Linked DNA regions of Homo sapiens: region 1 is linked to region 2. Evidence: chromatin contacts called from ENCODE Hi-C or POLR2A ChIA-PET data. All regions are on one chromosome and are shown on one strand. Each heading gives the region's core, a stretch centred on a gene start or an enhancer-like site at or near the end of the contact. The rest is flanking DNA. Distances are from core to core; before and after follow the strand shown. Region 1 holds the start of RFK (riboflavin kinase). Region 2 holds the start of KLF9 (KLF transcription factor 9).

The links. Hi-C counts contacts between places; a loop is a spot of excess contacts on that map. ChIA-PET counts read pairs that join two places held with the same protein, here RNA polymerase II (POLR2A). Pooled maps may share reads with other maps.
Region 1: a loop to region 2 is called in a map of B cell, with 24 times the contacts of the local background. The contact joins the promoter of RFK here to the promoter of KLF9 in region 2. A Hi-C loop is called at or near these places in 1 of 168 maps with a recorded cell type or tissue (B cell), 1 of 37 single-sample maps with no recorded cell type and 8 of 50 pooled maps. POLR2A ChIA-PET finds 5 or more read pairs at or near these places in 1 of 52 experiments (T-cell).

What each region holds. Positions count from the first base shown.
Region 1 is chr9:76,390,477-76,398,332 of GRCh38, forward strand. It overlaps RFK (riboflavin kinase), which reads right to left and starts at 3,950. Exons shown (of 4, transcript NM_018339.6): 1 at 3,614-3,950; 2 at 1,942-2,093. The coding sequence starts at 3,695. It also overlaps a transcript of GCNT1 not described here. RefSeq lists enhancers at 3,221-4,034, 3,897-4,191, 4,369-4,608 and silencers at 3,399-3,888, 3,929-4,008, 4,029-4,088.
Region 2 is chr9:70,411,260-70,418,874 of GRCh38, forward strand. It overlaps KLF9 (KLF transcription factor 9), which reads right to left and starts at 3,398. Exons shown (of 2, transcript NM_001206.4): 1 at 1,600-3,398. The coding sequence starts at 2,104. It overlaps KLF9-DT (KLF9 divergent transcript), which reads left to right and starts at 2,931. Exons shown (of 4, transcript XR_001746710.3): 1 at 2,931-3,151. It overlaps LOC124900273 (a long non-coding RNA gene), which reads right to left and starts at 1,547. Exons shown (of 2, transcript XR_007061576.1): 1 at 1,091-1,547. RefSeq lists silencers at 1,163-1,355, 2,091-2,270, enhancers at 1,431-1,540, 1,879-2,732, 2,561-2,640, 2,981-3,110, 7,546-7,615 and a promoter at 2,447-3,249.

The DNA.
Region 1 (7,856 bases), core at 2,700-5,199, 6.0 Mb after region 2:
AACATGCTGAAATCTCATCTCTATAAAAAAATTTAAAAATAGCCAAGCATGGTGGCACATGCCTGTGGTCCTAGCTACTCGGGAGGCTGTGATGGGAGGATCACTTCAGCCCAGAAAGTTGAGGCTGCAGTGAGCTGAGATTGCACCACTGCACTGCAGCCTGGGTGACAGAGCAAGACCCTATCTGAAAATACAAAACAAAACAAAACTCTGTTCTTCAACACACCATTGAGAAAAAAAAAAAAAAAACCACACACACACACACAATGAAAGAAATTTGTAATACAACAATACACAGTTCCAACAAAGGAAGTGGATCTAGATGTGTTACTAAGAACTTATTTAAGGTCAGTAAGATAACGCTTTTTTTTTTTTTAAAGGACAAAGGTCTGGCACAGGCACTTCACAGATGTGTGTTACTGGCAAAGGCAAGCAAAAGTTCAATTTTCCACTGGTAAGATATGCCTATGTTTCAAATTCAATTTTTCCTAACACTCAAAAGGCATTCCTTAACTGGCTGTATAATAACATTTTTGTTATCTAAGTAGCTAAAGACAAATTAGTTATGGGCTATTGTCCCCTCCCCTTCTTTTCCTTCCTCATTCAACAGAATGGTATTTTGTGATCTTTCGATTGTTTTCCTTGTCTCCAAAAAATAATTTTCAAATCATTAATACTGAAAAATAACTGAAATACTGAGCAAAATGTTAAGTACTTCTGCGTCATTACTATTGCTTACGCCAGCATTTAGCTCTGTAGTTTTCCAGCAGTGACACACTTCACTTCTATTAACTCCACACAGAACAAAATTTAGCTTCACTGTAATTTGTTTTTGCCACACATTTGAGCTGACAAAAGATTCAGCCAAATCTAACAGATAAAACACTGAAGTTGTGGGGTCCTGTAAAGAGTAGGGCAGAAAAGTATACCCTCAGGTGGTTTAAAAAGGAAAGAGAAAAGCACCAATGTGGGACTGTATCAATAAGCACCATCCTCCATCCACCATCCATGTAGTAAACTGTTTTATCTTAAGAGGGTGACCAAGCGCAATTGATGCATGAAGTAAATGGTGAATGAAGTGCATTAATTGTGGCAAGCTCAATTTTATGAAACAGGCTTTTAAATCATTTTTATCTTTGGTCAAGTGAGTCTTTCACAGACAGCAATTATCAAAGTCAGTATTATAATTTTGGTTTGTAACTCCACTCTTTATTTTCTACATAATTTAAAAAATAAATGCATAAAAAAACCAATTATTAATCTTTGTTATTGGGTACCACAATGTATAAGGATGTAATCTGAGCCAGATGCAGGCAGTGGCATGTACCTATAGTCCCAGCTCTCTGGAGGCTGGAGGAGGATTACTTGAGCCCATGAGTTTGAAGCTACAGTGTGCTACAACCTGGCCTGTGAACAGCTACTGCACTTCAGTCTGGGCAACATAGTGAGACCCCATCTTTAAAAAAAAAAAAAAAGATGCAATTTCTGAGTTCTGTATGCTATTGAAATTAAGTTGGTATAAACTCAAATTAAACTTTTAGAATTTCAGGATGTTAAATATAAACCCCATGGTAACCACAAAGACAGTATCTATAGAAATACACAGAAAGCAATGAGAAAGGAATTAAAATGTCACTACAAAACAAAACAAAACAAAAAGCACACTACCACAAAAGGCAGTAATAGAGGAAATGAGGGACATAAAAGTTATAAGGCATATAAAAAACAAATAGCAAAACAGTAGATGTCCCTCCTTATCAGAAATTACTTTAAATGTAAATGAATTAAACTCTCCAATTAAAAGACAGAGATTGCCCAAAATTCCAGTATTTGAACTACGTTGTGATTACCACTGATAAGCTATTTCTGTAACGAATACTGTAATATATTATTCTAAGTCATCATACCATTTTCGGTTACAGAGCAAAATATAATGCTTACCATAGACTTCTTCGTATTCTTGTAATATGGGTTCCATCCTATGCTCACCACCATCTTATGGACATCTCCACTTCCAACACTGGCCCAACCATAGTAAATACCAGTGGATATATCAGCTGGAAGATTATCTACCACTTGCTCAGGAAAATTAGCTAAACAACAGAAGAAAATATTTTGAGTCTTACAAATTTCGTATTAAATGCCTGTAGCCGAGTGCAGTGGCTCATGTCTGTAATTCTAGGACTTTGAGAGGCCAAGGCAGGAGGCTCATGTTGAGCTCTGGGGTTTGAGACCGGCCCGGGTAACATAGTGAGATCTTACCTCTATTAAAAAATTAGCTGGGGATGGTGGCCTGCACCTATAGTCTAAGCTACCAGAGAGGCTGAGGCAGGAGGGTCAGTTGAGCCCAGCAGATGGAGGCTGCAGTAAGCTATGATCGCACTACCACTGCACTCCAGCCTGAGTGGCAGAGCCAGATTCTGTCTCAAAATAATAATAAGAAACAAACATTTGTAAAAATCACATGCAAGGCTAATGTAAATCATTACATTCACAAGACTCCTACAACTTTGCCTGTAAGTATCAATCCCATCCTTCCATTTTCCGGCTCAGATTTCCCTCTCCTATTCATGTGAATAGGTTATGAATAAAGTACCAGGTAAGTATATAAAGCTCTCCAAAAAAATCCATACTCTTTGAGTAGGATGCAAAAAACAAGTACCAGAGTAGATGGATTTTTTCAGATCTGTTCTTTCCTAACCAGGTACTGAATCACCTGAAAAGTTTCTTTCTTTTTTTTTTTTTTTTGAGACGGTGTCTCACTCTGTCGCCCAGGCTGGAGGGCAGTGGCACGATCTCGCCTCACTGCAGCCTCCGTCTCCTGGGTTCAAGCGATTCTCCTGCCTCAGGTTCCCGAGTAGCTGGGATGACAGGCACGCGCCACCATGCCCAGCTAATTTTTGTATTTTTAGCAGAGACGGGGTTTTACCATGTTGGCCAGGCTGATCTCGAACTCCTGAGCTCAGATGATCCGCCCGCCTCGGCCTCCCAAAGTGCTGGGATTACAGGCGTGAGCCACCACGCCCGGCCAAAGCTTCTTATTTTTCAAATACACAAGCTCAAGGCTGACTTAACAAGTCAAGACGCAGCTCTGGCATGTATTTCTAAGGATGAATTACAGTCAGGTCTCGATTATTGAAATTAATGTAGACAGACCAAGAAGGTTAGCTGACTCTCATTCAACTACCTATGTTATCATTTGGACATTACATAATTACAAATTAAAAACAAAACCACCTTAGACCCGGCTTGCGAGTTCAGCCGTTCTGGCCCACGTTACGTCTCTAATGGGCAAGACAAGCGCAATGCTTGACCAACTGTACCTTGGCTGGCCAAGGAGGCGTGAACGGGGAATCCTGCGATTCATCTCGGGCTTCCGGCCCTCACCACCCCTCAACCCCGTCCCCGCGGAGCTCGGAGCCAGAAGCAGGGACAAGCTCCCTCAACCGAGCCAACGGTCCTCCGCCACAGACAAGGGGATGCGGGAGGAGGAAGGGTGTGCTCTCTGCCCGCGGTCCGGAGGCCCCACGCCCCGGTCCCAAGTCCCCGGCTGCCGTCTCTCCCCGCTCCCCACGTGACCCGGCCCGGGGGACTCTGGCCGCCCTGCTCTCACCTGTGGGGATGCCCAGCTGCTTGGAGCCGCGGCCGAAGCCCCGCACCACTTGACCCCGGCAGAAGTAAGGCAGGTGCCTCATAATGCAGTCCGCTCGGGGAATGGGCTGCGGCCCGGTCTGCGCGTCCTGCGGAGCCGCCGTCGACGCGGCGCCCAGACCCCGGACCAGCCGGGGGACAGGAGCGTGAGCTCTGCCTGCCGCGGGGGCGCACCAGTGGCCGGACGACGCCGACCACAGGCCACTGCGAATCCCTGACGCCGCCGACCCAACAAATACCGCCGGGCGCCTGAGGAGCTGCGTCTCCGCTGGAGGGCAGCGGAGACAGCCGAAGTAAGTGCCGGGTGTGAGCGGGGTGGGGGGAGGGGGCGGCCCGAAGCGCAGAGCCGGCCTCCGCGCCGCCGGCGTGCGCTCCCTTCCTCAGCCGAACGCCTCGAGCCCGCTCGGCTTCCGTAGCCCCGCCCCATCATGGCCCCGCCCCGCCGCTGCCTCGCCCGGCTCCCGCCGCAAGCTCCCGCTGCAGGCTCCCGCCCCAGGCGCCTAATGTCTGGATCCCGGGCTTCGTTTCAGCCCCTGGCGATGGGAACTAATGTGGAAACCCCGTTTTCAGCCTGAGAGCCGCGAAAGCACAATTCTCGAACAATTCTGGTTTTTTTTTCTCCTTCCTCCTGTTCATAACAATCCGGAAGCCAAAGTGAGACGCTCTTTAGCTCCTTGGCAACCGCTGGGTTGAACGTCAGGCATCGCTCGTTCCGTTCGCTCTTTAAGTATTTATTAAAGCTCCAAAATTCAGCTCAAAGATCGCCTCTTCACAGAGGCTTTTCCTGGCCGCCCTACCAGAAGCGGTCGTCCTCCAGGACCACTGACCACGTTCTGGAGTTATTAATATATTCGAATGTAAGCTCCAAGGGAGAAGTCCCTGTCTGTGACGCTGTTAACCCCAGAGACTAGTGGAAGGTTACCGACATGGGCGGTGACTGTCCCCTCCAGGCTGTCTTCTTGACAATTTCACAAGCCCGATAACAGGCCGTCCCTCTACTGCAATGCAGATAGAGGCCTTCGTACCCTCGGAACTGTAAATACGCACGCTCCTAGGGAAGTAGCTCTGGGCTCACTCACAGGATATGCAGGGTGCAAGGTTATAAGAAGGTGCATCCTCTTAACGTCTCGAAGACAAAGAAGTTTTTTATTTATTTTTTTAAATTTTTAATCAATGGAATCCAGAGAAGTTTAATTTTTTTCTTTTTTGCTCTATACATTTGTATAAAATTCTGTGCAGACCGTGTAGTCTCTTTCTACCTTACATGTATGCATCTCTGATAAGATTTACCTGATATTAAATTTATGTTCTAGGCCAGGCTTGGTGGCTCACGCCTGTATTCCCAGTAGTTTGAGAGGCCGACGCGGGAGGATTGATTGAGCCCAGGAGGTCGAGGCTGCACTGAGCTATGATAACGCCACTGCACTCCAGACTGGGCGACACAGTGAGACACCCTCACCCCTTAAAAGAACTAGAGAAGAAGAAGGAAGGGAGGGAAGGGAAAGGAAAGGGGAAGGGAAAGTGAAAGGGAAGAAAAGGGAAGGGAAGGGAGAGAAGGACCCAAAGAAGCAATTATGGTCAGTTACTTATCTATACGGAATTAAACAAAGAATAATGAGAATAACGATAATAGTAATACCGGTAGTAAGAGTAGTAATAGCAAGTTGTGAAAAGCAATTAAGTTATCTGGAGAGGCTTAAGAGTTATTTTAGCAAGGTGTGTACAGGATTCTCTCACTCTTGACTCCCGTCCTTAATAAGAGTGCTGCATTCCTTCTAATATAGGGAGGATGTCTCTCATATGGTAATTTCATCTGCTTCTAAGAAACAGAAAAGAGGTCAGAATGATTTTTTTGTATCTATTGTTTTTCAAGTGCTTTTAATTCAAAATAGTCAATATGCAAGAATGGTATATTTTTAACTTCATCAGCAGTGATACACCTAATAAGAAAAGCCTGGAGGTGAGAACTTGATAAATCATCCCTGGGTCTTACGCCACTAAGCCCTAGGTTGCAAGAAGGTATGAGAATTAAATGAGATAAAATAATTAAATGAATCATAGGAGGTAAATGAGGAGGGGTGGTTTTAAGAATAGAGAAAATGCTAAGTATTTTTCACACTGTCTCATGTAATCCTCTCATCAGCTTTGTTGGAAAGCATTAACCTAAACGTATAAAAATGGGCGGGGCATGGTGGCTTACGCCTGTAATCCCAGCACTCTGGGAGACCGAGGTGAGCGGATCTCTTGAGCTGAGGAGTTCAAGACCAGCCTGGGCAAAATAGGGAGACTTCCGTCTATCCAAAAATTTTAAAATAAAAATAAGTAAGAAAGAGAGAAAAAAGAAAGAAAAGAAAAGAAACAAGAAAAAAAAGAAGAAAGGGGAAAGAAAAGAAGAGGAGAAAATAAGAAAGAAAATTTTAAAAATCAGCCAGGGCCTGGCACAGTGGCTCATGCCTGTAATCCCAGCACTTTGGGAGGCTGAGGCCGGTGGATCACTTGAGCTCAGGAGTTGGAGACCAGCCTGGGCAACATGGTGAAACCCCGTCTCTACAAAAAATACAAAAATTAGCCGGGAGTGGTGGCGCTCACCTGTGGTCCTAGATACCCTGGAGGCCGAGGCACAAGAGTCGCTCGAACCTGGCGGCAGTTGCAGTGAGCTGGAGATCACGCCACTGCACTCCATATGGGGCAACAGAGCGAGACTCTGTCTCAGCCAGGTGGTGGTGGCTCGTGCCTATAGCCCCAGCTACTTGGGAAACTGAGGAGTGAGGATCGCCTGAGCCCCAGAATTTGAGGCAGCAGTGAGCTGTGATTGAACCACTGCACTCCAGCCTAATGACAAAGCAAGACACGGTCACTAAAAAAATAAATAGGCCGGGCGCAGTGGCTCTTGCCTGTAATCCCAGCACTTTGGGAGACCGAGGCAGGTGGATCACCTGAGGCCAGGAGTTCAATACCAGCCTGGACAACATGGCAAAACTCGGTCTCTACTAAAAATACAAAAATTAGCCAGGCATGGCAGTGAATGCCAGTAATCCCAGCTACTCGGGAGACTGGGGCGGAAGAATCGCTTGAACCCAGGAGGCGGAGGTTGCTATGAGCCGAGATTGCTCCATTGTACTCCAGCCTGAGTGACAGAGCAAGATTCCTTCTCAATAAATAATACATAAATAAATAGATAGATTTAAAAAAAAAAAGGAGAGTCTTGTAGAATGTTTAAGATGGAGCAGTCAGGCTCCAATCTTTAAAACTACCATTTACATGTCAAGTCATATGGGTAATTACTGTGTTATCAGCATAGGATATAGAAGAAAGAATTTTTTTTTTTTTTTTTGAACCAGAGTCTCACTCTGTCACTCAGGTTGGAGTGCAGTGGCGCAATCTCGGCTCACTGCAACCTCCACCTCCCGGGCTCAAGTGATTCTCCTGCCTCAGCCTCCCGAGTAGCTGGGACTACAGGTTTATGCCACCACGCCCGGCTAATTTTTGCATTTTTAATAGAGACAGGGTTTCATCATGTTGGCCAGGCTGTTCTGGAACTCCTGGCTTCAAGTGATCCACCTTCCTCGGCCTCCCAAGAAGGAAGAATTCTGATCATTTTCCACCACCGCTCAATAGCGTTCAATGGCTCCTCCCCTCTGACTGAAGAATAAACCCTCCAAGAGTTGTACTTCTAAGAACTCCCATCAAGTACTCAATCTGTTGATCAAAGCAGACCCCTCCACCTTGCTTCAGAGGCCAAAGCATATGCTTCAAATAATTCAATAATTATTCTGTAGGCTATAGGATTTATAATTTTTCTTCTTCATTTGACTCCAAAAATATGCTACCTAGCATTCTCAGTAAATCTAGAGTTGAGAGTCTATGTGTCTTTGCCAAACTTACTGCTTTTAACCAAGGAAGTATTCTAAAACGTGTTTTTTATTTCCCCCTCTGAACTGCACTTGCACATCCTTTCAGCTGCCTGTAGGGAAAGAGTCCACTTCTCTGGTTTAATTTGTCTCTGTAGAAAGAAGGATCACAAATAAGACTAAAGAGAAAGTAGAACTGGCAGCTTGTGAGGGAAAAGAAGGCTTATTCTAAGTAAGCAATGAAAAATGAATCTGAAGAATTCTTAAAATTCAGCAATAAGAAAATAAGCAACTCAATTAAAAAATGAGCAAAAGATCTGAATAAGCATATGAAAAGATGTTCAACATCATATA
Region 2 (7,615 bases), core at 2,148-4,647:
GCCTTTGCTCAAGGTGGCAGTGGGTGTCGATGGGAACAACTGAACTCCGGGAACATGGCTGACACAGCCAGGCCCGCCCAACAGCTGTTGGTGAGTAACACCCTCCAGTTAATATACCCCTACTTCACCCCCAGAGCCACACTAAAGGTCACATCCCCCAACACAGGCACATGCCTTTCAGCAACCTTACAGATACAAGCCTTAAAATGTGCTGTTTTATGGCAACCTAAATGATGACCCCAAACAGAACCTGATTTTGCATTAACCATGGAGGAAATTCAGTCTGATTCCGGTGCCAGCAGCCACCTCCACAAGAACAAGTTTCCAAAGGAAATGGAATGAGAAGCAGTTACGTGGCCTTTCTTTTAAAAAGGAAAGCAAAACAAAACAAAAAACCCCAATCAAGTATCATTTTTTTCCATGTATCATTTTTAAACCACAGGCCCAAGACCTCATCTTAAAAGTATCGAGGTATTACACCAAAAAATGACAACACTTTTCCAACTAACTCCAACAATACCCTCTCAAACACGGTGTCACAAGACAGAGGCAAAAGGCTTATCTGAGAGGACCAAGCCCCGCTACCTCTGAATGGCGCTTGTAAAAGAACCATTCCGAAGATGGTCAAGACAGCATGTCCAAATGTGAATGCTTTCCAACTTTTACCGTTCATGTTAAACACAACCAACAGAATTGGATGACCCAGGTCCCTGGAAGTCTCCAAAGCCCATTTTAAAAGGCAGATAGATGTCTTTCTGGCCACATTCATTTGTACGGCCATGCCTCTCACCCTCCCTGGGAGGAACTATTCCCTGAGGCCTCCAGAACCGCCCAACATTCATTACCAAGCCTTGACCTCCGGCAAGGACCACACCTCCCTGCAAACCGCGATTCAGGGGTGGAGGGTGCGACCTAAGTCACATGGCCAAAAAAAAAAAAAAAAAAAAAAAAAAAAGTCAGCTCTGAAACCTGGCTCATCAGGAGGACTCATGAGTGAAGTTAACCACCATTACTTGATCAGACTCCTATGCTGCCTGAAGCCGGGTTATTTTAAACCTCTCGGGGGACTCCCAGCCAAATTTAAAACCACCTTGGCAAGCCCAAAAAAGTAGCAGGCATCCAGTTAAATGAGTCCTTAGTCATCCCTAAAAGGCTCGAAGTAAAGTGCGCCGCGTCCCCCCTCGGTTTCAACCACTTCTCTGCAACCCGACAAGAGAATTAAATAAAAGATACGCCATCTGACTTCCCCGCTGCCAGCGTCTCCCAGGTGGGGTGGCCCCACCGTCGCGGGGTGCGGGAGAGTCCCGGGGGCGGGGCGGGACAGGGGAGGGGCGGACACCACTCCCCGCGAAGCCACGCACCGCACTCGCTCTGCCCGCCAGTTTAAGGCTCTCCGTGGCTCCCGGAGGCCGGGGACAATTAAGGAGAGAGTGAGCTTTCCGCCAATGCACATTTAAATTATTTAAAGAGTTAAACCGCATCTTATCCAACATGTTTGCACCCTTTCGGCCGAGTGCAGTGTCCCGAACGCCCAGGAACGCTGCCTGGCCAAAGGTTAACTAACCCCAGAGCTCCGGGGGAGAGGGCGACGCCGCTAACCTGTATGCACTCTGTAATGGGCTTTGAGATGGGAGGATTTTCCATAGACTTTCCCACAGCCACTGTAGGGGCACTTGTGCCTCTTTTCGGAGGCGTGTTTCCCCTTCGCAGCCACTCCAGGATGGAGGAGGGAGAGCGGGCTGGGCGCGCTGCCAGGATCCTGTCTCTCCTCCGGGCTGTGGGAAGGACTCGACCCAGATTCGGTGGTCACGTCGCTGTCGGATCCCATATCCTCATCTGGACTTTCCAGACTGTCGCTGCACACGGAGGGGGTCTGGATGGGTCGGTACTTGTTCAGGTCCAACAAGCTCTTGGCGATGGTGACCAGTGTGCAGTAATCCTTCCAGGTGTCCCCCGGGTCACCGTGCTCCTTGGTCACCTCGCGCTCAGGTAGTCGCAGCCGCTCGGCGTCCGGAGCGACCCCATGCTCCGGCACCGCAGCGCGGTTCGAAATGGAAACCAGACACTGGGCAGCCACGAAGTCCATGTAGGCGGCCGCGGACATGGTGCGGGCGACGGCAGCCCAGGCGGCGCGGACAAACTTGGCGGTGGCTGCGGAGGTTCGGCTCGCCCTGCCCTGGCCTCGGACGACGAGCGCGGCGCGGCGCGGCACGGCGCGGCGGCCAAGGGGGCGGGGGCGCGGGGCGCTTCCGACTCGCAGGAGCGCCGAGGCGACCTCAGCCCCTCATCTTTACGTAACCGGCAGCGCCTCCGCACGCAGCATCCACGGCCCCGGGCTCCGCCGCGCCGCCGCCTCTAGCCGCCGCCCCTGCCCCGCGCCGGCCGCGATCCCCCGACGGGCGCGCCGGCCCCTCTGAGCCGGCTCCCTTGGAAAGATGCCACACGTGGCGGTCGCAAGTTTATTCGACTGAAAACGCCCCCGAGGCGCTGGGAGAGGAAACTGCAAGAGAGGTGCACGCCCTCGGCCGCCTCGCCGTCGAGCCAAAGCCCCAGGACATTCACCCGATCACCCCGACGCGGGTGGCGAGGGTCCCGCCGAGCGCCAGGTCTAAGAGACACTTTTTCCCGAGTCCACTGACGGCTTCTGAACCCCTGCTCCGGCCGGTCCGCACCGTTCCGGCATTCTCTTGCTCAGTAACAATTTCGCAGAATCCCATCACGTCACAAACCAAACCCCCTCCAATTGGCCAGTGGGGAGGGTGATTCAACTCTGTTTACTTTCTCCCCCTGCCAGTCAGAACGGCCTTCGGTGGAGAGGTGCGTCTAGAACTGAGGCGTGCGGCCAATCCGACTGTTCCGTTTCGCTGCCTCGTGCTACCCCTACAGCCTCGAACACTGACATTTAAAAGGGTAACAGCTGGGAGGCAGGGAAGGGGCAGCCGCACACTTTCGGAGTGCCTCGCGGTCCCGTGGCCGGTCCGGGCCTCCTGGCTCACGTTCCAGCTTGCGGAGCTTTGGGACACATCTTTCCTAGTCAGTTGCGCTCGTTCCTATGGCAAAAGAGAACTTCAGCTTCGGTTTTCCAGCTCCCAAACAGTTAAGTGACTTCCTGCAAACGCTACAGTCCCAGCAACCAGCCTTCCAATCAAAAGTAAGTTGGTTGATGTCACTGGCATTGGCTCGGCCAATCACAAGGGCGTTCCGAAAGCAAGCGCTCGACACTTGTAAACGCGAAGAGCTGTAGTGAAACTGGACACATCTTTGTATTTTGTGTTGCTGGTAGTAAATTTGAGTTATGGATGAGAGGACAGGGGTGATGAATAAATGCAGTGTGAATCTATAATTAAAAAAACCCCATTATGTCAGGATAAGTCCAAGAATAAACACAAATGAGTAAGAATTCGTTTTGTTATATATTTTTTGGATGCAGCATACTTTGGGGCAGATGTTTAAAAATTCTTCCATCCAATACATTAACTATGACCAATTCATCTTAAAAATGCAGTGCTAACAAAAGTTCTGGTTTTACAGCATAGCCTTTTTACTGCCTGAGATTCTTCCATTGAAACATCCCATCTTTGCTTGTCATATCTCTTAATTCCTCTACTTCTCTGGTGCAATTTAGTCTAAATAAATTCTTTTAGCTTTATTTGGAGGCTATTTTTAACCCACTTTCAGAAAAACGGAGACAAAAACCATTCATTTGTGTAACTTTTATAAAAAACCCACCATTCTTAGCTCTTTTTCTTTCCAGAGCCCCTGCATGGTTTTTAGGACATGTTTCTCTTCCCTCACTTCACAAATGTGGAAACTGAGTTACAGAGAAGTGACTTATTTATCTTATTAGACAGATAATGATAGAACTCAATAGAAACCACAAGTCTCCTGATTTCTAGCTCTTTGTGCTTGCAACTAAGCCCTTTTGGTTTTGTGAAATATTAACTGTGCAGAACAGATTTTTAGGGACTGGAACAAGCTGGAAATCCTTAGCCATGGAATACTGTGGCATTACTTGGTCAACAATTAGTATGGGTCTTGGAGTCTGATTAACTTGGTTTACCCCTCCGTCTGAATTAACGATGTGGTTGTTTTCCATCTTGATAGCTAGAAAAGAATCTAGGGCTAGTTCTTTTTGCAAGAGGCATACTGTCAGCACAATTCATTAAAAATAATTCACTTTCGTGAATGTGAGAGGTACCTGATTCTATGTGATGCAGATTCGGTGAGTTCCAACCCTGACCCCCCACTGGCTATTAACCTTTGTTAAGAGAAAGTTACACCAGGTTCTGGTCTCCGAGGCAAGGGTCTCAAATTGACTCTACCAATGTGAGATCTACAGTAGTTTCTTTTGACTTTGTTTTTAAAGTGGTACATCAAAAATAATAATAATAAAAAAAAAGTTAGCCAGGCGTGGTGGCTCGCACCTGTAGTCCCAGCTACTCAGGAGGCTGAGGCTGAAGGACTGCGTCAGCCTAGGTCAAGGCTGCAGTGAGCCCTGATTACACCACTGTACTACTCCAGCCTGGGCAACAGAGCAAGGCCCTGTTTTTTTTGTTTTTTTTTAAATCATAACTAAGGGTGGCTCAGGTAAGTAAGAGTATAATAGATTTTAATTAAAAAATAACAAACCTGACAAGACCAGTTCAATAAAAGTGTACAGCTTAAAAAAATAAAGAAAACAACAACAAAAATATTAAAGTGGTACAGGGAAGATATTGCAGTAGGTGACTGCAGGTGGAAGAAAGGTGTAGATAGGGGATACTGGGCAACCAAGAATATCATCACCATCAGCATCATTATCACCGACCCCTTTCATGGAGGGCTTACTCTGTGTCAGGCCCTGTACCAAGCACCCTGCATGCATCCCTGTAAGGTAGGTATACAGTGTATAAAAAACTCCAAGCCATCTTGGAGTTCTTGCATTTTTAGAACTTAATCTCTTAATTTTAGAAAAGAATTCACTGAAGCCCAGGGGAGTTTGCCTACTTCATGATTTTTCTGGGACAAATTTTGTCCCCTAGGATACACGATCACTTAGAAATTGCACCTTTGCCTGCCTCAAGGCCCAGTGCATATACCAGCGGGATCTCTCCAGGATCTCTATGATCATGGCCTGTACAACCCCTCAGACTTGCATTTTAACTGGGATTGTACTGGTGAAACAGACTGCTCGGGCCTGGACATCTATAGACAGCCCTAGGACCACCATCATCATTATTCCAGAATAGAGGAAAAGTCTGTATCTTTCCTTGAAGATTATATAATCCAGGAATTTGAATACATCAGTCACTTTAGGTTTTTTAAAAATATAAACTTTTCCCTTCCTTACTCCTTGCCAGCTTTTCTTTAATTCCCTTTAATTTCACTTTGTTTGAACTGGACATAAACACTGAATTCTCCAAACTCACTCATTTCAGAGTTACAAAAGAAAGTAATGAAAGAAAACTGAGATTTCATCTACATGAATTTCTCACACATTTACAAACATAACTGCTGCTTGACTTGATTTAGAATATCTTTTTAAACCCAGCAATTCTAGAACTGTAGAATGCTTTCTCTTTTTTCTCCTTTTCCACTCATTCATTCTCCAGATATTTATGTTCCTGGCAATGAGCTAGGCATGGGGGAATACAGAAATGAAAAGAGACTCTGTCCTCCATGAAGTTTATATGTTAAAAACGTATATATAAAATAACATATCAGCAAATAATTATTTCTATGTCAGGATTTTTTTCTTCTATTTTCAACAGTGAAGTTTCCTTGGGGGTGTTGGAATGCGTATTATAATAGTTTTATGATTAAAACCGGCTTGGGCTGTTTTGCCAGCATGTGGTTGTCCCAATTAAATGTTGGCAAAATAAATGATCCCAAATTAATATGAATCATTCCTAATTAAAATAATTTATCACTAAAGTATATATTATGCCACATAAATGTAAGAGGGCTGTTTTCCCCCAAGTTAGTCTTTGTAAATACACATTTTCAAAATCCAAACAAACCAACCGGAAGGAGCATGAAAATTCAGACTGTAAGTGTGCTTCTAGTTTATGCTTTCCTCTCTAAATTCTGCCTAAGAATTTGCTTTATTATCAAAGTTCTCAAAACAATGGCTTATGGGCCTGTAGCCAGAACATATCAGCCTTGTTTTCTGTGCATCCTAAAATAATTACAGTATTATCATTATTAGCTCTAATAAGAAGTAGTGCCTACAGTCAGCTGTTTCAGCGTTGTAGACCACTGTGAGGAGCTGGCCTTTGGGTCTGAGATAAACTCTAACCTCAGACAATCTCTGGGAGCTATTTCCTTATCTGTAAATTGATGAGATTAGATTAATAAATCTCCAATAGTTCCTCCCAAACTCCAAACACTCAAGGGATCTAAAACAAAAGAAAAAAAATCCTAGAGAAAAAAACTGGGGCAAGACTTGGGTTCTTTAAATACCATCTCATCTGCTGTACATCTACAAATACTGCTCTTTATGGCAGTGAAGGTCAGAAAACCTTAAATCAACATTTAATGGGTAGCAGACACAAATATAAATGTGTTCAAAATCCCTTCCTTAATTTTATAGTCTCGATTTTTCTTTCTTCAAGCTGGTTTGTAGAAAGTGGAATGGGGGTTCAAATAACCTATTCTTTTTCCGTGGTAAATTGTATTATTTTATTTATTTATTTATTTTTGAGACAGTCTCGCTCTGTCGCCCAGGCTGGAGTGCAATGGCACGATCTCGGTTCACTGCAACAACCCCCGCCTCCAGGGTTCAAGCGATTCTCCTGCCTCAGCCTCCCCAGTAGCTGGGATTACAGGCATGCGCCACAATGCCCGGCTAATTTTTGTATTTTTAGTAAAGACGGGATTTCGCCATGTTGGCCAGGCTGGTCTCGAACTCCTGACCTCAGGTGATCCGCCCACCTCTGCCTTCCAAAGCGCTGGGATTAACAGGCGTGAGCCACCGCGCCTGGCCCAAGGTAAATTTTTCACCCTAGCGGGGAGTAAGGTACTTCCTGGCATATGCAGCACAGATTCCCAGGCCCCTCCCCTGGAGATTTTTATTCAAACTGTGCCCCAAGGCAGGGTTTCCCCACCTTGCAGGGTGGAGCTAATCACCTGGCGCTCGATTTAAAATACAGATTGCCGGGTGTCACCCCTGCTCAAGGACCAGGGAAGTTCAGGCTAAAATCACACTCTGTAGGTATTGGGTTCTGCCAGTTCTGGCTTTTCTCACTCTTTCCTGCTGGGAGGGGTGGACCGTGCCGGGCAGAACTGCCAGCCTCCAGGCGGGAAGGAAGGAGGAGAACAGATGGCCCACTGGGGGTAGAGGATCACGTGTTGGACCTCATTCTGGGCTGCATCCAGACCTCTCCCTTTCAGGGCCCAGCCCCTCCAGCTCCAGCGACCCCACCTAGGCACACGGAACATATGTGGAGGAAACCAGTGTTCATTTTGTTGAAAGCAGGGGAATTAGAGAAGGAGGCGAGCTTGAGGAGGGGAGAGGCTAAAGGGATAAAGCTTCCAACAATGGCGATGTTCCTGGATTTTGAAATACAATCAGGTAAAGCCCGATCTGGTGGAACGCCCGTGGCCATAATGACAGCTAACACCCAGGGGCTGGAGG